Linked DNA regions of Mus musculus: all the other regions are linked to region 2. The links are chromatin loops, found by intact Hi-C in ENCODE. Cell type or tissue: heart. All regions are shown on one strand. Links, peaks and the distances in the headings refer to the core of each region. The heading gives the core; the rest is flanking DNA.

Region 1 (3,616 bases), core at 405-2,904, 430 kb after region 2:
TCCTGAAAGGGAACCCTCCAGTGAGGAGCAAGTACGTGCGATGTGACTGTGCTCGGACTGGGCTATCTATCCATCCACCATCCAAGGCACGGAAGAGATCTTCAAAACAAACAGCCAAACAAACAACCAAACACCCCACGCTTTGGTGAAGCACTGACAAGGCCAGCTACAGATCCAGCCACTTCTACAGTTCCAGTGATAAAATAAGCACTAGCTACTACATGGAACAACTGTGCTAGCCAGAGAGATTTTTATAATCGGAGAGAAAAGCTCCCATCTTGACTTGCTAAGAGAGACAACTCCTCTTTCCTTGATTATAAAGAAGGAAGACAGATGGCTTCTTGTTTAAGACTGTAATTTCAGCATCCTCCCTCAGTTAAAAACAAGATGTCCTTTTCTGGCTTTGAGGGAAAAATCTCATGGGAGGGATTTTTATTCCTGGCTGTATTGAATAATTCAACAAACACCCCAGAGAGCCCAGGGAGATATAAAGAAGAGAATACTTCCCCTTGTTCTCAGGGAGTTTACAATCTTACTGTGGAGTTTATGAACAGAATTGGGACCCACAGCAATTAATGCTTTATTTCTTCATTTCCAGCTAATGACCCAGTGGTTACCCGTAGGGAAAGAAGCCTTGGAAGTCACTCATCCTGTGCCTAGGAAAGAGCCTCAGGTCAAACTGCAGAAAAGTCAAGGATCTGAAGAAGTTGTTGTTGAGTGCTTATTCACTGACCTGTCCACTGCCTACCCACATTATTTAATCTTACACTTTGCAGCCATCCCTGCTATCAGGACTTCACAGAGGATCATGAGGTTTGGAGGAACAAGCCATCCAGGAAATGGTAATGCAAAACACCAACTAGGGAATTTTCTGTGTGTGAGTTTGTCTCCATTCCATACCCCTCCCACCCACACCCATTCCCCACCCTCTTGTTTAGATTTCTCCTTTCCTTGCTCCTCTAGTCAACTTCCCCTTTGAGTTTGAGTCACCTTGAAATCTGCCTTTTATGGACAAGTCAGCATTTCTGGGGTCTCACTCTGGTATCTTTGCAAACCTTTTGATCCCAGTCTTTGCAACACCTTGACAATATGAAACAAGACCGGAATGTTTATATGAGTGTTAGATACATGCGCGTTTCGGTGATAGTTAATCATGACCTTGTTTACTCTCGCCATTTTTAAACTGCTCTCGCTTCACTGTATCTGTAATGACTTCCCTAACATTGGAAATTTCTTAAAGGTTGTGCATGTCTAACTTGTTGCTACCCCCAACGCATATTAATACAGGTTTCGTTTTTTTTAATAAGAGAGTAGCAACTTTGCCTTTTATCGCCTGTTTAATCTTAGTGCCATAAATTTCTAGACTGTAATATAGTGAGTGCCTCGGTAAATATTTTAAAGATGAATTGGTGCGTGTGTTTATGTGTGTGCCCGCGCTACCATGTGTAAGAAAGTTTAGTGAAGAACCAACATGGCTTTGACTTGAGGGCCTGGAGTACTACCTTCCCCTCCCATTTCTGGCTCTTTTACTACAATTTCCAGTTGGGTGCTCTCACTGTCGTCGGCCTCCTTCAAGGCTTAGTGTCCACATCAGCAAAATGGGGCCAGGAGCAACAGATGATATTTTTCCACTTCCATCACCCATTCCTTCTCCATGGGAGGTTTTGCAAATACTCTCTCTTCTGGGTAACATAAACAGCCGCCAGAGCCCTAAAAAAAGCTCCGGGTCAGTGACCTCAGAGGCGCTCCCACCCGGGAGAAGGAGCGACCCCCGGTGACCTCCCCGTGCCTCGCGCGTACAGAAGCAAGTCGGCCGCCTTCCCTCTGCGAGCCCGCCGGGTCCACGGGCGCCTCGGCCTCAGACGCCCTCTCGCCGCCCCGAGGCAGAGCTCGGCCTCGGTGCCACCGCGAAATGGGCCCGGCGCCGCGCAGACTCCTGCGCGCGCCCAAGGGCCCGGCCTCGTTCTGGGCTGCCGTCGTCCCCGCCGTCCGCGCCGCGCGGCGCTGCACTGGGGGCGGGGAGTCTGATGGGAGACGCGCGCGGCGCCGAGGAGGAGGCGGCTGCAGCCCGGGAGAGGGAGCGGGAGCGGGACTGGGAGCGGGTGGTGGGAGGCGGGGGCCAGGGGGAGGGGCTGCCGCCGCCGCCCGCCCCTTTCCGCTGGGGAGCAGCTGCAGCAGCAGGAGCGGAGCCGGAGCCGCGCAGCCGCCGCCGCCGCCGCTGCCGCCGCCGGGGGATGTGGCCGGCGCCTGCCCCGGACCGCGCAGCCTCCTGAGTTCTTGCCGCTGTCGCCGTCGCCGCCGTCGCTGCCGAGTCGTGCGGGGCCAGGCCGCGCCCTCCCCGGGCGCCCGCCGGCTCGCATGCCGAGGGGCTCCGGGGCGTAGCTGCGCGCCCGGCGCCGCCTCCGGGCTCCTCCGGCCCCGCCATGGGCTGCTGCAGCTCCGCCTCCGCCGCGCAGGTGAGGGGCTCCCGCCTCCCGGCCGCCCGCCCGGATGCCACCCCGCGCTGTGAGCGCCTGCCGAGCCGTGCCCTTCGCTCCCCTGCCGTGCCCTGCGCCCCTCCGGTCCCCGCCGACCTCGGCGCTTCGTGCCTGGTCCCCCAATGCCCGCTGCGCTCCCTCCCCCGCTTTCGCACCTGAGCAGCCCGTCCCGCCCGTCTGCAGGTAGAGGCGCCCCGGGCGCCCGCTCTGCCCCGGGGAGGCATACGCTTCCCTCTCCTTGGGGCCCGCCAGCCTGCTCTCCACCTCCGCCGAGCCCCCCCGCCACCCACAGACTGTTTTCCGTGTCCCCAGAAGGTGTACCCCAGCTTGGGCTCTTCACCTCTCTTCCACCTTATTCTAGTTTCGGATCCATTTAATAAGCTGCCCATTTCCCCTGGTCTGCGGGCCCCCTTGGCCGGGATCAGGTGCTTCACTGGGTCCCGGTGCCCTTCCAGGGCCCATTTCACAGATCCCACCCGCTCGTTCCCCATCCCATCCCCCCTCTGTGCCTTGACCCTGAGCACCGCGGCCTCTCGGCGCACCGAGGCCCCTGCGGGAGCGGGGGGACTGGGCTGGGAAGGAGATTGGGCACCTGGTGGGTGACGGGAGCGTTACGGAAACTCCCTCTTTGTTGCCAGTGTAACAGGAGGAAGAGGTGCCGAATTTAGTTTTTCTGTGGGCACTGGCTGGATGTTGTCGCTGAGGGCTGAGATGCAGAGATTTCTCTCAGCTGCCACCCTGCCCCCATCCAAATTTCGCTAGCCGCCTTCTCTTTCCGATCAGAGCCTTTAACCTGGGTGGAAATGTTTGGACAACTGTGTAAGGATCAGATGTAATAGAACTTGACTGCTGGCCACTAATAACTGAGAGGACCTGTTTGTAAATTATCTAATTTAGTGGATTAGTGAGTGTATTTACAAATACGATAAAAAGCAATCAGGAATACTGCATCAAACTGTCTGGTGGTGGTGTATGAAAAATAGGCTCTGACAACGCCTGGGATGTTTCTCCACAGTTTCATTAGCGTAGAATTTAACAGTAGTCTGTGATTTGTTTGTTTGGTGGTGGTGATGGGGAGAAGTATGCGCTTGCTTCTAGAAATAAAGGCTGGTTGGTTCTTGGCGAAGAAAAAAAAATGC
Region 2 (3,616 bases), core at 572-3,071:
ATTCAATTTCTGCCACAATACAATGTTTATATTTTGTATCCTTGTAGAATTTATTTATATGTCCAATCTTGGTATTCTTTTGTTCCCTGGTCATCCACCACCACAGTGTCTCTGAATGAGTTAACTTTTCTAAGAAAGGGAGGTCTTAACACTTTATTCTTAGATCATTTCTCCATACTATTCTTTGTCCATCAGTATAAGCCACTGTGTAGGGCAGAGATAAATCCAATCTTTGTTGTTGTATCTTTTCCTCAAGCTGCATACCATATGCGGTCCCCAGTCTTATATGTACTGCCATTTCCTGAGCATAGTAGGCTTTTAACCTGATCTGCTGCCAACTGCCCTAGCCCACCAAATCTTATTTACCTTTTTACGTTTGCCTTGTTCTATTTACCTTGTTCCTGAGTAAGTACATGGGCAAATGTTCCAAGGGCATCTTGGAGCCAGAGCCTCAAAAGGAGATCTCTGGCATCTATATTTGAGTCACAACCTCCATGGTACAAGGAAGACTTTCAAGTAGGGCCAGATAAGGATTTCTCCCTAAAAGCAGGAAGGGGTAGTATGTTCAGGAATTTTGTGGGAAAGCTTAGAATCTGGCTTTATGATGTTCACTGGTCCCATTAGATATGGCTGTGCCACTAACTTGCTTAATATCTCTGGAGAATACTTTGTTGAATGTCTTGGTGGCTTGACATGTGAGGAAGGTGGTCTGGACTCTGGAGGCTACGGCCAGGAGCACTCACAGAGCTGCACTGTAGCACTCCCAGCCATATTGGAGAGCCTCCCCAGTAGCACTACAGAGCTACACGGAAACTACAAGTAGGAATGTTTTCCAACACCAATTTTAACCTTAAAAGTTCTGATTTCCCATAAACCGTGTCTACCTTCATGGAAGACACAGCAATGTTTGAACTCAGAATGTATCAAGAAATCCTAGGCAGAATCCTGAAGCTTCTGAGAAATGGGAAAGATGCAATAGGCGCCTTACATTAATGCTCCACCCTTCAATATTAAAAATAAGCTATAATGGCTCCATTCTGAAGGTATTTTAAGAGCAATCAGGGAAAGATGAGTAAATCTAAAATAGACTTTTAAAAAAAGACGAGCTATTATATTTAATAATGATAACCAGAAATTACAAAGGGTCCAGAAAATTTCTCTAAAAGTCCACACGAAGGAAACAGAGTGAAAGAGTAAATAACAGCCTCTAGGAAATTACTGTATTCATGGTCTTCAGGTCTTAAAATGTCACTGGTACTAAAGTACACTTTTAATCCAAATTCCGAAGAGACCCAAAGGGGTATTTTAAACATACAAAAATACATAGTAAGTATACATTTTTTTATGTTTTGGGAACAAAATATTTCAATAGAAATGAAAAACTTCTGCTTTCATTAAATACTTAAGATACTCATAAATCTTTCCTAGCACTAATACTAAAAAAGCTGTCAGCAAAAAGGATATAGAAATATGAACAACTCTTGGCAGTTCAAGAAGAGAGCCTTAGTCCTTTTCCTTCTACACAGCATTTTATTTAATATTCAACACACAAAAGATACTTTCGTGATATAAGCAGGACACTATTAATGAAAATTGATTTTTGTCTTTACTACAAGATCATCAAAGGAGTTCATAAACTAGTTAAAGGGACATTGAATGAAAATCAAGTTTACCTCTATCAGAAGCTCCTTTTAAATACAATAAAGTGACTCATAAATGTTGTGATAGTAATTTAGCTTTACTGAAATTAAGCATCACAGAGAGAGAGAGAGAGAGAGAGAGAGAGAGAGAGAGAGAGAGAGAGAGAATTGACTCCACTCTAAATACTTGTAGTTTAACTTATAAGAACTCAAAAAAAAATAAAAATTAAGAGCTGGAAATACAACTCAGTTGTTAGTACATTGTCTGGCTTTCATTGAAACACTGGGTTCAATTCTCAATTGTGTGTGTAGGGGTGGGGTGGGAGGGAATTGGAGATAATGCCTAGAGAAATAAAAAGTTAACCTATGTCACCATCTAGTGGCCTTAGAATATAGTTCTGAAAGGAGAAACTTCTCCAAAGAGTATGAATCCAGAAGGGAAGCATCCAGAGTCCTCCATGCACTGGCCTCCTCCAGGCTGGGCTAGGCGAAGATCCACCCTCCCGGGACCAGTATCGGCACAAGACACCCTAAGACCAAGTCCTCGACACAAAGATTTGTTTGCCATAGAGAGCAAAAAGGCAGGGAATAAGAGACAAAGGCAGAAAATAGGGATGAAGGAGTAGGGAGAAAGGGACAGGGGAGTAGGGGAGGGATATTTTATCCCAGGGACAAAGGATTGTCTCTGGATAGTGAGGACACCGATGTGGCACATAGGAAAATGGCAGTTTATAAAGAAACAAAGGGACACCCTCCCTCCCATGTTTGGATGGGGTGTTTAATTTTGACATGTTATTTAGGTGAGCCAAAGGGGGCCTTTGATTGCTGGGCTTCAGTACTTTGATAGCTGGACCTTGGATGTCATCCACAGGAGGAGGAAGTAGCTAGCTTTAGGAATGCACTCTAATGGTTTTTAGCAAGGCAGAGGGAATAAATGAGAAGGGCAAGGCCTGCCCAAGCCATGTTTGCCATGTTTGCCATGTTTGCCATGTTCAGCTGGCATGTTTGTCCCTTTCTACTACTTCTGTCTGCACAGTTGCACAAGTCTAACCTTTGGACAAAATCAAACAAGAATGCCACCGAGGACACTGTTTTGCCAGCATCATAAGTCAACGATCCTGCACCGGGCACCTATTTGTTTTTTGAGGTGAACAAATATATTTTCACAAAAGCCAGACTAAATGAAAAATAACATGGTCGGAAAAGCCTTACCCAAGGGTATATGAAAAGTATAAATTTATAACCTGTTTTGATAGTGTTTAGTTAAGATTAATGTGCACGTGACTTAGAAGTCAGCAATTCAATGGATATGCACTCTAGAGCATTATGTGCTCATAACATAATGTCAGCAATTCAATAGATATGTTCTCTTTGAAATGGAAACGAGAACATGACCACTCCTGGTATGGTTAAGGAGAAAGTTTTTATTGTGGGTCTGAGGGAGAGAACAGCCCAAGGCATCCGGAAGGGTCCAGGCTGAGCATTGCCGGCAGAATAGACGGGGCCATGAGAGGGGAGAAGAGACAGGGGGGAAGAAATGAGGGGGCGGGAGAGAGAAGGCAAGGGGACAAAGAGAGAAGCCAAGAGGAGAACCAAACAAGATAGCATCTAGCCAAGATAGCTGAGGTTCTATAGGAAAGGGGAGGTGGGGGGAGGGCAGTGAAGCTCGGGGCTGGGGTGGTTTAAAGGATTTGGGATGAGAAGTGCTAAGGAGCCAGGCCAGTGTGTGTTTTTAATGTTAAGACAGCCCTGTTAGCCGTTGGTCCCAGGTTTCTCTGAGACCTTACCCTGTAGACCAGAGGTGTGTGCATACTCCAAAGCAGTCTACTGACTGCACCCAAAGCTTCTGGCTACTTGGATGCTAAAAGCTGTATCTTACCTTCATTGTTCATAAAAGGACGGAACAAAGGACAATACTATCAGGACTTGTGACGATTTAGTTAATAAAAGGCATAGATGTCATATTCTAGTTAAGT
Region 3 (3,616 bases), core at 405-2,904, 570 kb before region 2:
CTTCACTTTCCTCCCTGTCTACCACTGTAAATTTCAGCATGCACAGGACCTGCAGTTCTAAGCCAGTATTGAGAGGGAAAATAGAAACAATCCTCCATCCTAACCCAGAAGCTATATCCAATTGATAACTGCTGCAGAGCAAATCATTTTTCCAGTGATGTCTGGGTGTACAAACCATATTTAAGGGTAGTCCCTCCCGATGCCTAGCAATAGATGGCCAACATAAAACGAACTTAATGGTATTTTTAGAGGGTTTTTGTCTCACACTGCTTTGTCTGAACATTTCCATTTAATATTAAAAATCTTTTGTTTATTATGTATTATGGTTTCTGCTTTTGTTTTTATGTTTTGTGTGTATATCTCTGTGTGAATGTGTCTCATTGTGTCTCTAATGCTCTTTCTTTGGCTTTTTTCCCCCTCCTGTTTATTTGGTCCTTCTGTTTTTAAAATCTTATTTTATCATCATCATTTTAGATGTCTGTTTATATTCTTATGAGAAAGAGAAAAGAAAATGTGTGGATTTGGGTGAGTGTGGAAATGGAGGAGGTTCTAGGAGAGGTTGGGGCGGAGAAAACTAATCGGAATATACGGTAGGAAAAAAAATAAATTTTCAATAAAAAAAACAAAGCTAAGCCCTTCTCTTAGTATTGATGCTTAAATATAAATAATCCCAACACCATTTTTTTTTTAAATTACATAGTTGATGGGGATCAGCTCTAACTAGCAATGTAAAATTAGCAGTTGTAGATAATAAGTTTAGGAGTACACACTCTGTAGTTAGGCAGCCTGGAACAAAAATCTCTCTTCACTTATAAGTCGTTTAACCCAGTGATTCAATAAACTCGTCTGTACAAAAGGAAACACTAGGGTTCCACGTTTGTTGAGGAAATTCTTGACAGCCTTTGAAACACAGCTACCCGATCTACAGAACTCTGTAAATACAAACTGTTATTAAGAAGCTTCAGCAACATTTCGTGAACCGGTACGTCAGCCACTGCTTATCATTAAACAGGTTTTCGGCATAAAAAAAAAAAAAAAAATCTTACAGCCGTTTGCCTAGCATCTTCCACCAAACTCCACATACTGCAGGCCTACAGTCCCCTCCGGAAACTGGAACTGGTTTTGGTTTGTGTTTTCAAAGCCAGTGCCTTTCTCTTCAATTAGTAGAAAATGAAGCCTCAGAGGACTTTTCTCACTAGTGTTGGTTTCCACCCTGTAATATCCTCGAAGGGTCCCGGGACCCCCGGCCCGCCCCCGCCCCGGCCCGCCCCGGCCGCGCCCCGCAGCAAAGAGCGTAGACCGGGAGGGGGCGGAGCCTGCGGACAGAAGCCAAGGCTCCGACCGATAGCCTGAAAGGGCCAGAAAGAGGGCGGGGCCGGCAACGCGCGAGGCCCAGACCTGGAAGAGGTGCTGCCCAGAGCATGCCTGACGCGATGTCAGCACGACCTATCTTCATTTTCGCTTTCCATGTTCAAAACGGTATAGTCTCCTACCTTCCAATATTAAAACTATTATTTATTGTCGCTATGTCGTTTCTGTGTTTTTCCTTAGGGCAAAAGAGGAAGCGCTTCAGTCAGGCAGATACTAGGCACCAACAGAGCGCAGACGCCTCGGAGTTGGGGTCCTTTGCTCGCGCCGAAATTCAAAGGAACAGTTCCGGCACGGTTGTTGGCTGCAGCGGATGCGGTGCCCGGGATGGTGGCGTTCGCCCGGTAGCGCCTGAGTACAGGTCGGGTGGCCTCACTGTCCACTTTCGCGTCGGGTTGGAACTTTGCTGGTTCCCCTGGCCAGCCGCTTTGTGGCGGGTGCGTAGTGCTGCTCTTGGCCCGGCCTGGTGTCCAGGCGGGAGATGAGGCACAGGGGTGGGCAAGATTCTCAAGGAGGGACTTGAAGCGAGAATTAGAGATGTTGACTGTTGTTCATCCGTAAGGTGAATCGAGAAAGGCTTGGGCAAGCGAGAGAACACGGAATTTTAAAACGAGGCAGTAGAATGGATTCACTTCGCCCTTAAGGTTCACTAACTACCCGGGTTCTGAGAGTCGAGTGTAAACAGAGTTAAGGTCGTATGTAGGCAAAAAAGCACAACGGGACCGAGAATGAGTTGGAAAGACGGTGCCGACTGATGTCATCTTTTACTGCTGTGGAGGAAAAAGGAAGGAGAGGATGGGTGTGCGTGCTATTAGGGAGATCCATGAAGGACTCCTGTAAGATGTATGCTAAGTGGTGTGCAGTAAAGAGTATTCAGTCCAGTGTCGTCTGTGGCAAGGATAATGAAATGGGAAATAATTAGTAGTCTCTGTTAACTACAGTATTGTAGTGCAACACGAACCTAGGAAAGTGGACAGTAATGATAAAGATGATTTTTAGGTTAAATGGTTTAACTTACCGGCATTGGCTAACGGTTGGATGTTTTAAAATCTGAGCCAGCTGTTTTTAGGAGAAAAAGTAGTTTGGCAGGTGTATTTTTTCTTTTCTTTTCTTTTCTTTTTTTTTTTTTTTTTTTTTACTTTACGTTATTGTGTATCCTGTCGTATTTACTATGATTTGAGGGTTTTTAACATTCTACATAAATGATCTTATTTCTGTTTTATACAGACGTGACTTGTAGCTTGTTGCCTAACAGGCTTACTAACCCAAGACAGTTTAGAAAATGTATGTTAAATCAATCATTCTCGAAGGATTCAAGTCCTATGCACAGAGGACTGAAGTCAATGGTTTTGACCCCCTCTTCAATGCGATCACTGGTTTAAATGGTAGTGGAAAATCCAACATATTGGACTCCATATGCTTTCTCCTAGGCATCTCCAACCTGTCCCAGGTAAAGTGTCAGCTTTTCTGACTTATGTGTTGGCAAGAGAATCTGTTAATCTGTGGAGACTTTGGGTTTTCTTTCTTTGCATGTTTGTACTTCATGTGTTTTGTTTGTACTTCATGTGAGTTATGTTGTGTTGCAGTGCAGCCGTTTAAGCAAATACTATTACTGTTTCATCCTGTAGACAGACGAAAAGATACATACAGAGGCCTTGCCTGAGGTTTGTCCTCCTAAGCTGTTGGGAGTAACACCCATACCAGCATACCAGCACTGTTATATTGGGTAGTCTCTGTTCTCAGTCCATACCTGCTCTTTTTTTTTTTTTTTTTTTTTTTTAGTTTCCCACATTTCTTTTTTTTTTTTTTTTTAATTTTTTATTAGGTATTTTCCTCACTTACATTTCCAATGCTATCCCAAAAGTCCCCCATACCCACCCCCCAACTCCCTTACCTACTCACTCCCCCTTTTTGGCCCTGGCGTTCCCCTTTACTGGGGCATATAAAGTTTGCAAGTCCAATGGGCCTCTCTTTCCAGTGATGGCCGACTAGGCTATCTTTTGATACATATGCAGCTAGAGTCAAGAGCTCCGGGGTACTGGTTAGTTCATATTGTTGTTCCACCTATAGGGTTGCAGACCCCTTTAGCTCCTTGGGTACTTTCTCTAGCTCCTCCATTGGGAGCCTTGTGATCCATCCAATAGTGAGCATCCACTTCTGTGTTTGCTAGGCCCCAGCATAGTCTGGGTCCTTTCAGCAAAATCTTGCTAGTGTGTGCAATGGTGTCAGCGTTTGGAAGCTGATTATG

Evidence for each region. Peaks named below come from ENCODE experiments on the same cell type or tissue, not always from the same donor. Only the 100,000 strongest peaks of a DNase experiment are listed, where the experiment ranks them.
Region 1: it touches region 2 in a loop (5-fold over the local background); 2 of 42 quality-filtered maps call a loop at or near these places.
Region 3: a loop joins it to region 2, with 20 times the contacts of the local background. A loop is called at or near these places in 7 of 42 quality-filtered maps.

What each region holds. Positions count from the first base shown.
Region 1 is chr4:53,438,261-53,441,876 of GRCm38, forward strand. Slc44a1 (solute carrier family 44, member 1) reads left to right here and starts at 2,156. Exons shown (of 16, transcript NM_001374697.1): 1 at 2,156-2,456. The coding sequence starts at 2,424. In heart, for the core only: a CTCF peak has its summit at 1,889; a DNase peak (open chromatin) is centred at 2,021; H3K4me3 peaks cover 1,914 bases; H3K27ac peaks cover 2,125 bases.
Region 2 is chr4:53,007,377-53,010,992 of GRCm38, forward strand. No RefSeq gene overlaps it. Among named protein-coding and RNA genes, the nearest start is that of Nipsnap3b, 2.7 kb to the right of the region's middle. In heart, for the core only: a CTCF peak has its summit at 2,017 (motif pointing left); no DNase peak of the experiment used is centred there.
Region 3 is chr4:52,437,606-52,441,221 of GRCm38, forward strand. It overlaps Smc2 (structural maintenance of chromosomes 2), which reads left to right and starts at 1,616. Exons shown (of 25, transcript NM_001301412.1): 1 at 1,616-1,805; 2 at 2,596-2,818. The coding sequence starts at 2,651. It overlaps Smc2os (structural maintenance of chromosomes 2, opposite strand), which reads right to left and starts at 1,359. Exons shown (of 2, transcript NR_045175.1): 1 at 1,047-1,359. In heart, for the core only: no CTCF peak of the experiment used is centred there; a DNase peak (open chromatin) is centred at 1,366; H3K4me3 peaks cover 2,486 bases; H3K27ac peaks cover 1,879 bases.